Linked DNA regions of Homo sapiens: regions 1, 3 and 4 are each linked to region 2. A link is a contact called in ENCODE Hi-C or POLR2A ChIA-PET data. All regions are on one chromosome and are shown on one strand. Each heading gives the region's core, a stretch centred on a gene start or an enhancer-like site at or near the end of the contact. The rest is flanking DNA. Distances are from core to core; before and after follow the strand shown. Region 1 holds the start of AHCTF1 (AT-hook containing transcription factor 1). Region 2 holds the start of ZBTB18 (zinc finger and BTB domain containing 18). Region 3 holds the start of CNST (consortin, connexin sorting protein). Region 4 holds the start of CHML (CHM like Rab escort protein).

The links. A loop is a pair of places that touch in the nucleus more often than their neighbours do. ChIA-PET counts read pairs that join two places held with the same protein, here RNA polymerase II (POLR2A). Pooled maps may share reads with other maps.
Region 1: a map of CD8-positive, alpha-beta T cell shows a loop between it and region 2 (29-fold over the local background). The contact joins the promoter of AHCTF1 here to the promoter of ZBTB18 in region 2. A Hi-C loop is called at or near these places in 2 of 168 maps with a recorded cell type or tissue (CD8-positive, alpha-beta T cell and ascending aorta) and 6 of 50 pooled maps.
Region 3: a loop to region 2 is called in a map of B cell, with 10 times the contacts of the local background. The contact joins the promoter of CNST here to the promoter of ZBTB18 in region 2. A Hi-C loop is called at or near these places in 3 of 168 maps with a recorded cell type or tissue (B cell and naive thymus-derived CD4-positive, alpha-beta T cell), 4 of 37 single-sample maps with no recorded cell type and 10 of 50 pooled maps. POLR2A ChIA-PET finds 5 or more read pairs at or near these places in 1 of 52 experiments (activated T-cell).
Region 4: a map of ascending aorta shows a loop between it and region 2 (5-fold over the local background). The contact joins the promoter of CHML here to the promoter of ZBTB18 in region 2. A Hi-C loop is called at or near these places in 3 of 168 maps with a recorded cell type or tissue (ascending aorta and naive thymus-derived CD4-positive, alpha-beta T cell), 6 of 37 single-sample maps with no recorded cell type and 17 of 50 pooled maps. POLR2A ChIA-PET finds 5 or more read pairs at or near these places in 3 of 52 experiments (B cell, CD4-positive, alpha-beta T cell and CD4-positive, alpha-beta memory T cell).

The regions. Positions count from the first base shown.
Region 1 is chr1:246,930,170-246,933,227 of GRCh38, reverse strand. It overlaps AHCTF1 (AT-hook containing transcription factor 1), which reads left to right and starts at 1,280. Exons shown (of 36, transcript NM_001323342.2): 1 at 1,280-1,650. RefSeq lists enhancers at 898-947, 2,068-2,157 and a silencer at 1,628-1,727.
Region 2 is chr1:244,049,962-244,053,330 of GRCh38, reverse strand. ZBTB18 (zinc finger and BTB domain containing 18) reads right to left here and starts at 2,048. Exons shown (of 2, transcript NM_205768.3): 1 at 1,887-2,048. The coding sequence starts at 1,899. RefSeq lists enhancers at 772-1,273, 2,990-3,039 and a silencer at 2,720-2,809.
Region 3 is chr1:246,564,827-246,567,999 of GRCh38, reverse strand. CNST (consortin, connexin sorting protein) reads right to left here and starts at 1,544. Exons shown (of 11, transcript NM_152609.3): 1 at 1,337-1,544. It overlaps TFB2M (transcription factor B2, mitochondrial), which reads left to right and starts at 1,739. Exons shown (of 8, transcript NM_022366.3): 1 at 1,739-2,174. The coding sequence starts at 1,862. RefSeq lists enhancers at 940-1,439, 1,480-1,539, 1,770-2,049.
Region 4 is chr1:241,638,527-241,642,002 of GRCh38, reverse strand. CHML (CHM like Rab escort protein) reads left to right here and starts at 1,634. Exons shown (of 2, transcript NM_001381853.1): 1 at 1,634-2,121. OPN3 (opsin 3) reads left to right here and starts at 1,634. Exons shown (of 4, transcript NM_014322.3): 1 at 1,634-2,121. The coding sequence starts at 1,749. RefSeq lists silencers at 1,305-1,884, 2,215-2,264 and enhancers at 1,367-1,936, 1,937-2,507.

The DNA.
Region 1 (3,058 bases), core at 31-2,530, 2.9 Mb before region 2:
TGGGAGGCGGAGGTTGCAGTGAGCCGAGATTGTGCCACTGCACTCCAGCCTGGTGACAGAGCGAGACTCCGTCTCAAATAAATAAATAAATAAATAAATAAATAAAATAAAAAAATTAATGGGACGTAGTGGCGCATGGTGGTCCATGCCCATAGTCCCAGCTACTTGGAGGGCTGAGGTAGGAGGATCATTTGAGCCCACGAGTTCGAGGCTGCTGTGAGCCTTGATTACACCACTGCACTCCAGCCTGGGCGACAGAGCGAGACACTGTCTCAAAAATAAAAAAATTTAAAAAGCACATATGAAAGGTAACAGAAAAGTAGAAACTTTCCTGATAAAAGAGCATCTTCTTAAAATCCCTACTCTACCTCATGTTATAATCCTTTTACTTACTACTTAGTATTAAGGATACGTTCCCTATCTGTTTGAAACATGTTTGGCGCTGGGATTTGCTTCAAAGGAAGATACTAACAAGAAATAAGAAATTCCACAATGAAAACCCGCGGTGACCAAAAAGATAACAGTGATTTGGGGTAAAATTTTGACTAAAAAGATTAGGCTAGGCTGCGCGAGCATTTTTGGCCATGAAAGCACAGGAGGATGCTAGAAAAAACAGCACCGTGGAAAAAGCGTTTCCCCAGAAGTCTGGGAGCCCACCTTTGGCATGAAAAGCGGGAGCACAGGTTGTAGTGAGCCAAGATCGTGCCACAGCACTCCAGCCTGGGCAACAGAGCAAGACTCCGTCTCCAAAAAAAAGAAAAAGAAAAAAAGAAAAGTGGGAGCACAGAACAGAAAATACAGAATGCAAGCTGCCAATTATGGGAGAAAGATTATCACTCGGCCCCCAGCTGGCAGGGCCACACGATTACGTGACAAGAGAGTCCGCCTGCAATCGCAGCAGGCGGCTGGCAGAGCCCGGCGCGACCCCCAGCGAAGACTACCACTCCCAACTGCGCACGGGGCGCGCCGCCGGGGCCGCCAGGGCGGCTTCACGCGCAAGGCACTGTGGGACTCGTAGTCTTTCTCCCCACCAGCTCCTCGGAGGCGGAGAGACCCGATTTTTTTGTAAATGATCCGCCCTTCCAGGCCCTGCTTCTCTTTCCTCCCTTTCCCTCCCACCTCCTTCTTTCACCGAGAGTTTGAAAATTCCCGCGGAGCCGGCGCTAGAGCGCGGAACCATCGCGAGAACTCTGGTCCCTGCAGCCGCGATCTCCCGCCGGTTCTCCCCTCCCTCTCCGCCCTTTCCTCTGCTCCCTCCCTTCCGGGGCGTGTGGAACTCGGTTTTGTCGGCGCAGGGTAATGCGCAGAGCGGGGCCGGCGCTGTCCGAGGCGAGCAGGCAGCGTTGCAAGGGGAAGGACCCAGAAGCGCGGCGGGAGCAGCGACTGCGTTTTAGCCGCTGAGCGGTCTGCAGGCCTACAGCCCGCGAAGGCACTCTCGGGGGCGTGTGGCTCTGAGGTGGCCGGGGAGGTCGCAGGCGGCGGCCGGAGCGCAGAGGAGCGGCTTCAGCCGGGCGGAGGGGTGTGAGCCCGGCCCGTGGCGGCCACGTCTCCCGGGAGATGCTGTGACGGACCCGCACGGGAGGAGCTCGCGCCTGGCCTGGCGACCCGGTGGACTCGGCCCGCGGCGGCGCGCTCACCCGCCCCGTTCAGGTAGGGGGAAGGGAGGGAGGGGGTTGGGCCCGCGCGGCGGAGGGCGGGTCGCGCGGCCTGGACCCGCGGCGGCGGCGGCGGCGGCGGCGGCGGCGGCGGGGCTTCTGCCCCGCGAGCGCCGGGCCTAGGCCGGGCGTGCGCGGGGCCAACGGATGGGGCTCGAGGGGGCGAGCGGTGGCGGTGGCGGGTACGGCAGGCTCGCGGGCGCCGGGCTTCGTTACATAATCTCGGACCGGAGGAGCGGCGGCACATGGCGGCGGAGCGGCGCTGGTGGTTCGCGTCCTGCGCCGGCAGTCGGGTCCCTTTACGGACGGCCGGGGCCGCGACCCTTTCCCACTGTTCTCCCACGCGATGGACTCGTTGGCGGGCCTTTCCCCGAGGGAAGCGGCCGGCGTGCTGAGCCTGTCCTGTGTTGGCGTGTGTTCCACATGCGCTTGGGCCTGGCCACAGTGAGTAGTCCTGGCGGGGAAGAAGTTGGACTCGGGGCTCAGCCGTGAGGTTCCAGCTCACCCGATTGGTCAGATCAAGGAGATTTAAAATAAAAGCACATCTTGGGGTGCTTTGCCTTCCTTTTTCCTACCTGGGAAACAGGACGGTTTCTTTTGCCACTGGTTGACTGTTTTGGTTTGGGTGTTTTGTTTTGAGAGATGGGGAAATTTTGTTCTCAAAGCTTACGAGGTTCATACTATCTGTGTGCAAAGTTTTATGAGATGAGCGTTATTTTTATTTCCAAATCGTCAGTTGTAGAAATTTTTGGAAGAACTGGGTTCTTCATAGAACAAAACGTAAATCCTTTGGGGAAATCCTAAACGATATTTATTCTCAGAATATCCTAAAGAACCTGTAGATTTTAAGAACTGTCTTTGGCTGGGCGCAGTGGCTCCTGTCTGTAATCCCAGCACTTTGAGAGGCTGAGGCGGGAGGATCGCTTGAACCCAGGAGTTTGAGACCAGCCTGAGCAACATGGCGAGACCCCCCCTTTTTTTTTTTTAAACTGTTTTTTTGTGAGCTTTCACTGATAGAGTCTCTTAGGAGAGAAGAAATTAGAGTGGTTTACTTATTTCGGAGGATTTGACCTGGGATGACAAGCCCAGTTAAGGTTAATACTTGAAGGGATGTTTTAAGTGTGCCAAGCGCTATGGGAAGTCTACGTTGTCTCTGTACTGTGATTTTTGGATCCTGATCCTTCAGTAACATACTACCAAGCTGTCACGAGTTTGCAAACAACAATAATTATCTTGAAAAAATTTTTAAAACATCATGTCAACCGGGAATTGGTGGCGCCTCTAGTCGCGCGCCTACTTGGGAGGCTGAGGCGGGGGGAACGTTTGAGCTTCAGCCTCAAACTGAGAGTTCGAGGGTTGCAGTGAGCTAGGATCGCGCCGCTGCACTCAGCCTGTGTGACAGA
Region 2 (3,369 bases), core at 799-3,298:
TCCTTTTTATTACTTTTGCTACCTGACTGTGCTTAGAAAGCACAGTTTAAACACACACACACACATTTGGCTGAATCAAGAAAAAAAAATGAAATTGCATAATTAGTCCAGAAATTAGCAAACAACTTACTTTTAAAGTCAGGGTGTTACAACAAAAGCCCTGTGTATAAAAACAGATGTTAATGCCTTCAGATTTGCAGGTATAGCACACATGTACGAGATCAGAAGGAGCTGCACCAACAGATGGAAAAGATCATCTTTACTATGAACAAATCCAAAGATTTTTCAAAACGAACTGAGAAAAAAGTAGTTACATTTCTTTGTAGAAACTGTACTTTCAGAATATTAGGAACCAGAGGGGCTTTACTGAACTCCGAAAATTCTCATCTAAACTTTGATCCGTTGCAAGGCAAAATGAGTTTCATATTGAAATTAATTCAAACTTTTAAAAATAAAGGCATACAGCGCTTAAATAAAACTCAAAAGCTTTACAGGTTCAACGTTTTTTTTTAAGCCTTTTTAGAAAAAGAGAACCTTTTTTTTTTTCCTGGTTCTGCCTTACCTCAGCCAACAGAAAATACTTTGTTTCAATATAATTTGATATATTTCTGTTTTCCCACTAGCTTCTATTCTTGCAAATATTCATCATTGCCCTTGTTTTGTGATGAGGGAAAGTGAAATGGAGGGAGGAGAAAGGCAAAGATGTACAAAGGGTCAGAATTCAACTGCAGTGGGTAAACTCCTGAAAAATAAAGAAGACCCGACTTCCCCTTTCCTGTGACCAGAAGCAAGCCTCCACACCACCCATCTCAGCAAGTGCATTTTGGGAATAGATACACTTAATTTAATATTCAGAAATTACTTCCTTTCTTCTTGTTCTTCTACACTTTGCCCAAGACAGACTAAAACTTTATCCTAACCCCAGACACATTCTGCAAGATGCCACTGCTAGAATAAACTAAGATTTACAATACAATCACTTTAAGTGCCCCACAGCTAACATCAATCCTAATCCTTGAGAAGGCTAAAAATAAAGATTGGAGGGCAGCTCACAAGGTAGCCGTGATCAAATTAGGAGGCTGAGAGGACAGAGAGGGACGAAGAAGGAAGCTTATAAACATCTGATCCAGCTGACTGTGGCCATATGGCAGCTGCTGCCCAGATAAAGAGATTAAGAATAGAGGAGTGCGATTACAGCTGTCTGGCCAATTCAGGCAGCTCAAATCTACAAGTTCTAAATTAGTCGCTAACACAAAAACTCCTGCAAATAATTATTGTTATGCTGAAATAAAAGATCTCTTAAATATATATTTGAAAGAGAAATGAGGAAACCAGTCAAACTATTCTCCTGGGGACAAAAGTTTGGTTTTTTTTTCTTCTTCTTAAAAACCTGCAGTTTCAACAGCACTACAGCTGTATGTTTCAGTAGTGCTGCTCAATGTTTTGAAGAATAAAGTTTCACAGAGGAATTAATTATACAACAATCTAGCTGCTTAACTAGAATAATCTTCTCATATAAGTTTGAATGCTGGATTCCAGTTTACTATTTCCCCACCACCACCACCCCAATCAAATCTAAATAGCAGTGAACAACAAAAAAGCATTTTAATCCAACGTGATTTCCAAAAGCAGCATTTTAAAGCCTTTCTTAACATTTCAAAACTTGAAATATTTGTGTATTAAAGTTATTTACTCGCTCAAGTAAAAGGGATAAAAAATTAAAACTAAACAAGCTCAAGACTTTCAACTCCAGTAAGATGTTCATTTAATACTCAATTTCATATATTATTCCTAAACTGGGTTAGAAAAGTAATGTGATTTTTAAAATTAAATAAACAAAACACCAAAACAGAAATATGCTCAATCTAATCTCTTGCTACTCCTACCTTTAGGACACATAAACCTGATTAAGTCCTTTCCTCTGAGTCCTGCTGGCTCCAGGTCTGTTACATCGGTGGAAAAAAAGCAGACTAAGAGAGACAGATGCAAAGTGGAGATGATGTTAGAGAGGAATGAGATACCTTCTCCACCACAGATCCGCACACACTAACTCCCTGTCTGTGTGTTAGAATAAAAGGCTGAGGGATGGCAGGCTGTCAGCTGCTCTGACATCATGTTCAGATGGAAATGCTACCTCCAGCTGTGCTCCTTTTAATGCCATATGCTACTCCTCTACACTCCTGCCACCAGCTTTTTCTTAGGAGAACTTTTCTCTTCTGTTAGTATAAACAAAATACTTCAAAGTCTTCCTTTTTTTCCAAACTTTCTAACAGAAGAAATTGAAAAACTCAGCATATGGAGTTCTACTGTATTTATGGAATAGCAACACTTCTGTCTTAAGTTGGTGGACTGGCTTACATACTGACAGCACACTCAAGCCACGGTGCTATTCAGGAAATCCAGATTCACTTTTATTCAACTCCAACGTTTAGTTTCTAAAGCAGTTTAGGGATATTTTTAAACCAACCCATTTGACATCTCCAGTCCCATTTCAACATTATTACCGCACTTTTTTATTTTTTTCTGCTGAGATAATGGTATACATGTCTCAAATGTTGGCAGACTTGTTCAGAACTATTACTTCAGACTGGTTCACCTTATTATTTCACTCTTATGTAATTACTTATCTACAACTACCTTCTCAGAAAAATTTCTTACACTGCCACAGTCAATGCAAATTTCAATTCTCGGTACCAACAAGCTGAAACTGCACTTTCTGAAATCCTGGAAAGTACTTCAGTTCAACGAGACCAATTAATAAACTGATACAACCTGCTCCAGTCACTTAAAATGAATGCTGCACCTGCATATCTGATCTTTCTGCTCAGAAAAAGCAGAACCTTGCCTTCCCCTTGATCTGTGTCCCTTAACAATCTTTTTTTTCTTTGGGGGGGGGTCACTCTAATGTTTATGATCACAAGAAAATCTTTGTGTGGGGGGAAGCCAGGTCTAGTAAGTTTGAGAACTTTTCAGCCAGTTTGTGGGTCTTTTCTAATAGCTGATGAAACTGTAACGCGACCCGGGCTGGGCTGACCGGTACCGGGCAGGGTGCTGCGACATCTCTGAATGTCAAATACATCTCCTCAGACTCTTGGGAGGGCGAGGGGTAGAAAAGGAACTGGGGCCTGAGGCGCCAGCGTCCCAGCCCTGGTGATAACCACTTCGTTCCCATTAGAAAGCCGTGGCGGAGAGTTAAAGAGTAACAAAACCCGACGACTCCGTCCTGTCCTTCTCGCTTTCCCAAAGTCACAAACCTAACTTTCTCCAACTTCGCGGTGAGTGACATAATTATGAACACTTAGTCCAGGAGACATCCTCGGGAGATCAATTTCTTCCCAGCCACACCACCTATTCTCCACAAATGCCCTC
Region 3 (3,173 bases), core at 295-2,794, 2.5 Mb before region 2:
AAAGTCAGAAATTCAACGACACATTTCTATGAGTGAACCATGAAGACATAATTCTATTTTATCTGATTTAAAAATATTTAGGACTCCAGGTCCTGGAGGGGGAAAAAAGTGTATTTCTGAATCTATGAAAATGTTTTTTAAGGGGAGAGGGGGAGGCAGCTCAGTAATGGAGAGAGGTTCAGAGGATGCAAAGTCACCTCTAGAAAATTGTCAGTGAGAAAACTGTACGAAAAAAGAATTTAAGCAAATTAAGACCAATGAGTGAGTCCCCACAGTTTGCACAACAGTTGATGAGATATTTTCTATGATGTCCTAACAAATTTATAATACACAAAAGGTCATATTTAGTTGTCAATTCTTTATCCGCTTGAGCTTCATCAGATGAGTATAATCTTCAGACTATTTGCTGGGTGATACATTCCTTAGGAACCTTTTCCTCGTGCATTTAAATGCCAAACTCAATTACACTCTCAGTAGAGTAAGCAGAAAGGATTGTACGTATTCTAAGACACGGAGTTGATTGGCTGCCGTTTCTTGCCTTGGTGGTAAGGATAATGGGTAAAAGCTCTAAGTTTGATCCTGAAACACGGAAAACACTCTCAAAGAACCGTGTCTTCTAACATTGCCCAATAGGTAAAAAAAAAAAGACTGCCAAAATTTCCATTACAGCATCCTATTTTTAGTCTTCAAAATTGGGTCTTTTAAATCGCATTCCACAGTACGATGTGTTTGACTAAGTTTACATAAGGAATACAGTAAGCATCCTAAAGTCTTAATCTTTTTAAGCTTAGAAAGGAATTGTAAGCTTTTACATCTTCATTTTTAATCTTAACTTTAAGTCTTTTAAACACACAAACTGAAAAAATTAAGGAAAATATTGGCCCAGAGAGAGGAATGGAAGGGAGACACCACGCGGTTCTTGACAACCAAAGTGGTAGTGATGGGGGGGACCAGGTGTGGGGGGGAAATGAAAACCATCCACGAGGGTGGGGAGAGCGGGCTGTGGGCCACACAACAGAAAGGAACGGAGACCGTGGAAGCCGCAGGCTCCTCCAGGAGCCGGGTGAGGAACGACTTCTGGCGCTAGTCCCCTAGGGAGGGAGAAATTGGCGCGACGCGCAGCAATAGGAGACCCACAGTAGCTGAGAAAGGAGAGGAAAACAGGCGACCTGAGAGGCGGAGGAGGTAAGGGGACCGGGCTACACCTCACCCGGAGGGCAGAGGCTGCGCGGCTGGAGGAGGACAGCGCAGGGGGAGGAGCGAGAGGCTTCCGAAAGGCTTTCCATCCCGGCCGCGAGCCGGCGGGTCCCCTGCATCCCGCTCCTCCTCTCCTCACCTGGGAATCGGAGGCGCAAGGAGGGCTACCGCTGGGCGCCGGGTCTGTTTCCAGCCCCACTCGGCGACATGGCGGCCGACGTGCTGTCACGGAGCTTGCTCGGGTCTCCCCTGGCTCCGGTGGAGGAGACACCTCTCGCCTTTCCGCCCCGCCTCCCTCTGCGCACCCCTCGCGGCTGGCCGGCTGGAGGCTGGCGGCCCGCGACCGCGGAGCATAGAGCACTGGCGGCTAGAGAGGAAGCGCAGAGCGCGGACAACCATAGAGTACGAGTCCGGACACCAGCCGGATGGTCGGTCGCTCTCCTCAACGGTCCACTCACAATCCTCGGGCGGCTGAGCCGAGGCGGAAGCGGAAGTGAGGGAGAAAAGCAGGAAGGCTCCGCTGTTCGCATGCGCAGGCTCTAGTGTTTACTTCCGCTTGACCTGGCCCGGACGCCAGAAAATGTTCCACGTGGGATACCCTGCGTGGGGTTCACTGTAGTAGCTGCACTAGGTGATTCTTGGAGCGGGCCTGAGAGACAAGGACATGTGGATCCCAGTGGTCGGGCTTCCTCGGCGGCTGAGGCTCTCCGCCTTGGCGGGCGCTGGTCGCTTTTGCATTTTAGGGTCTGAAGCGGCGACGCGAAAGCATTTGCCGGCGAGGAACCACTGTGGGCTCTCTGACTCCTCTCCGCAGCTGTGGCCCGAACCGGATTTCAGGAATCCGCCAAGGAAGGCGTCTAAGGCCAGCTTAGACTTTAAGCGTTACGTAACCGATCGGAGATTGGCTGAGACCCTGGCGCAAATCTATTTGGGAAAACCAAGTAGACCTCCACACCTACTGCTGGAGTGCAATCCAGGTGAGTCCAGCTGAATTGCATTTTCTTGGATGTTCATCATTTATTCAAACGTATTGACCCTCCTCGGGGTGCTATTTTAGATACTGGGGGGTCTTTTTTGTTGTTCTTTTGCTTTGAGACGGAGTCTCGCTGTGTTGCCAGGCTGGAGTGCAGTGGGGCGATCTCGGCTCCCTGCAACCTCCGCGTACCGGGTTCAGGCGATTCTCCTGCCTCAGCCTCCCGAGTAGCAAGAACTACAGGCGCGCGCCACCACGCCCAGCTAATTTTCTTATTTTTACTAGAGACGGGATTTCGCCGTGTTGGCCAGGATGGTCTCGATCTCTTGACCTCGTGATCCTCCCCCCTAGGTCTCCCAAAATGCTGGGATTAGAGGCGTGAGCCACTGCGCCCGTCCAGATACGGGTCTTTGTTTGAAGCTCCTTAGTTGGAGAGATTGCCCACTACATAAGCGTAGAGTCTGTATCGTTAATGACACCACAAAGTATTTCTGTAGCAGCTTGCACTTTACACAATATTTTGATAAAACATGCTCTTAGATCTTATCTCCCCAAAAGAGTTGCAAGCCTCTGCCAGCTGAAAAAATGATGTTATCTTATTCTTCCGTGCATTCCCTATAGACCATAGCAGGATGCTAAGAACACAAGATTTATAGGCTTTTTGAATGATAGTTTTTTAAAGCACCATTTCATATCACAGGGAGTCAGTTCTGTTTAGGCTTGACAATCTCTTTGATGGTTAAAGCATCCGTGTAGTCCGTGAGGAAGTGATAGGCTAGAGGCAATCTATTTTGCTGTGACTTTTTTCTTCTAAGAGGTAGTGAATCATGGTGATGAAGAGTGCAAGTTTTGACCTGGTGCGGTGGCTCACGCCTGTAATCCAGCACTTTCAGAGGCCGAGGCGAGTGGTTCCCTTGAGGTCAGGAGTTCCAGACCAGCCTGGCCAACATGGTGAAACTCCGTCTCTGCTTAAAATACAAAAATTAGCCGGGCGTGGTGGCGG
Region 4 (3,476 bases), core at 385-2,884, 2.4 Mb after region 2:
AGGAATGAGCCACCACGCCTGACCCCTATTTCTTCATGGCATTTGTCAGTGGCTGACACCCTACGTATTTATCTAATTTTTGTTTGTTCTCCCAACACGACTGGAATGTGAGCTTTATAAGGGCAATGACTCAGCAATGAAGAATGAATAGGAAAAAATATAGCGAGTTCTTTATTCATTCATTCAAATTACTATTTATTGAGAACTTACTGTAGACTAGACACAGAAAACACTTTCGACATTAAACATATAGAACTTGTTAAATAGTTATGTTTTGTTCAGTGGTTGTACAAATCTAAAATTAACAATTAAAAGTGTGTGTGTGTTTTTTAAGGGGTGGGTGGGTAGGAAGTCTCACAGATGGCGAGTCCAGAGCAGAAGCCTTGAAGGAAAATCAAGGTGTCAAAGGCAGAGCACACTGCCCCTTAGCTATTGCTCAGTGCACCAGGGTGGAGAGCTGCTGCCAGCCTATTAGATCCTCTCTCCAGGGAATTCAGAATGTGGATTGATCCAAGCTAGTCATTCCCTACTGATCTTTCAAACAGAGGTGAGGCACGCCCGTATGGAGAGCAGTTTCTTTAGCTTGCACAAACCCTGTGTTCGTCACCAGTGTCCAGGACAGGCTGCAGGTGTGGCTGGGGACTGTGATCTTCTTGTAGGGCCTCCTTAGGGATTGTGCAACCACAAAGGCAGAAGCAGCTCTTGCAGAGTGTGATGACGTTCACAACCTATATTTGACTTGTACTATATTCTCATCACTACAGGAGAAGAGGCCCAATGGGAAATGTGTGCTGTTCTAAATATAGCACCTGCCTCCTATACCTGCTAGATTTAGGTTGAATCTTTCACTGCCTGTGAAGGACTTTAGCAGGCCTCAGTGACCGGAAAGATCTACCCACGCTTTCAAGCACAGGAAGGACGGTATTGGAAGGCCTTGGGGTCCAGCCCAGGGCTTAAAGTCAGTTCCATTGGAATGCCATTTTCAGAGAGTTTTCATCCCAGACTCTCCAAGGGTGGCAGGCTCTTGTATCAGCCCTGGGACATGTGTCCTCTAGCAGTCAGGTAGTTAGGCAGGCACCTGTCTATCAATTTGTTGTTTTTCTTCTCAGTTTTCCGGTAAGACTACCCCGAGCTCTTCAATGTTTTCTTTGCTTTTGTTTACATTGAGTGTATGACGCGGGATGGGCTTCGTAGGCTGGTTGTGGGTTATTACAGCTTCCCAGGAAGGGGAGAAACCCAATTCTTGCCAGCACGTGGTGGGCGCAGGCGCTCATAAATACTTAGGAATAAATGAATGTATAAGTGAGTGCATGAATGGGTGAGTGGACACGAAGCTTTCAAGGTGGGTGCAGGGAGGTGGGGGTGTGAAGAGCCATCGAGGCTACCCTGCGGCCCTGGCCCCCAGGCTATCCCGCGACGCGCGTCCACGCCGACCAGCGGAAGGTGCCCAGCCAGTGGGGGCGGGGCGAGCTAGCCGCGAGGACGCGCCCGCGGGGGGGCGGGGCTAAGAGGACGCGCCGGGAGCAGCGGAGCGACGAGGACAGGCCGCGGGGAGGGGCGGGGCCACGGGGGGTGCGCCGGGCGGAAGGGGCGGGAAGAGGGCGGGCCCGGCGCGCGGTAGCGCGGGCCCCTCAGTGCACAATGGCTAGAGCAGGCGGCGGAGCCCCAACCCCACCCAGTGCGGAGCGCGCCGCGAGCCCCGCCGCAAGCTGAGCGCCTCCGCCCGCCAGGCGCGCCGGCGCCGGGCCATGTACTCGGGGAACCGCAGCGGCGGCCACGGCTACTGGGACGGCGGCGGGGCCGCGGGCGCTGAGGGGCCGGCGCCGGCGGGGACACTGAGCCCCGCGCCCCTCTTCAGCCCCGGCACCTACGAGCGCCTGGCGCTGCTGCTGGGCTCCATTGGGCTGCTGGGCGTCGGCAACAACCTGCTGGTGCTCGTCCTCTACTACAAGTTCCAGCGGCTCCGCACTCCCACTCACCTCCTCCTGGTCAACATCAGCCTCAGCGACCTGCTGGTGTCCCTCTTCGGGGTCACCTTTACCTTCGTGTCCTGCCTGAGGAACGGCTGGGTGTGGGACACCGTGGGCTGCGTGTGGGACGGGTTTAGCGGCAGCCTCTTCGGTGAGTTGGACTGGGAGAAGGCAGCCTCCCCTCTGCAAACTTCCACTCCCCACCCCGCTGCCCGCTCCGTGCGTCCGCCCCCCAGCCCGCCCCGCACCGCTTCCCGCTCGGCCCCGCGCCCCCCGCCCTACACCGCCCCGCTCCCCGCTCGCCTCCTCAACGCTGCCCGACCCCAGCCGCATGGCGGGTGCCTTCCTCTTCCTCCGTCCCCTCCCGCCCCACGCTGTCCAGGACTCCATTCCTGTGGTCTCTCATCTGCCCCCCACGTTGACCCCAAACCCCGGCCCGCCTCCTTTCTTATTTGTTTTTACCTCCTAAGATCACTCAACAAGGCACGAAACCACGGCTTTTTACACTTTGAGGAAAGAGACGAGGGCCTGTAGAGTCAAGAGATTCAAGAAAAAAAGTGATTAACTCGTGAAAGTTGGAGGGAGTGATGAGATTAGATTCATGTACTACTATTTGTTTCCTAAAATGAGAGTAGAAAACCAAAATAACAATGTGTAAAAAAAAATTCTCATTAGTACTTGTAAACCTTTGAATGCTTTCTAGGGAATGAGACAGTTTCATTCAGGTCCTCAGAATGCAAATTGGCATGTGCCCTGTAAGCTGTTTTTACTATTTTCCGTCTTATAGATGGGTTCCAGCACACCAGAATCTTGGGTGAGATTACAAATGGCTCAGCCAATACCATCTCAGGTGAACAAATACTGTAATTAGCTCTGCAATCGGTAGATTTCATTAAAGTAGAACTTCATTGTTGAAGATGTATTTCGACAGTACTCTTATTATGGAAGATTTAAGTTTCACTGAGACATGATGTTTTGAAGGATGATCAACAACTCAGCAAATCATTGAAGGAAGCGTAGAAAGGAAATTATTTTTTTGTGTGCCTCAGGAATTTCATTTGTAGGGAGATTTGAAATAGAAATGTGTATTTCTCAAGGCTTAAAGTTCCTTTTTTAAATCCTGAAATCCATTGATACTTTATTGCTTTAATCTTGGTAGGTTTGGGAGAACAAAAATCTTTGTAGAATTATCAAAAATATTTTCTTATTCAGTAACCTCTATGCTATGACAAACCCAAATATTATATTTGTAATGATTCATTTTTTGGCGTTTTGAAGGAAATAAGAAAATAGATTTTATTTGATTGCTTCAGAGGTTATAATATTTTCCTCCCCGCCCCTCATAAGCTTTAATCTGATAATTTCATTTGAACAAACATTTGAAATTTAGGGAGGGGACTGCAAGTGTATGTAGGCTGTGGTATGGACGACTATGGGATTACACTCCTTATATTAATTGTAAAATACCTATCAGGCAGTTTCTTCGGCAATGCTAAGAAGGTTATT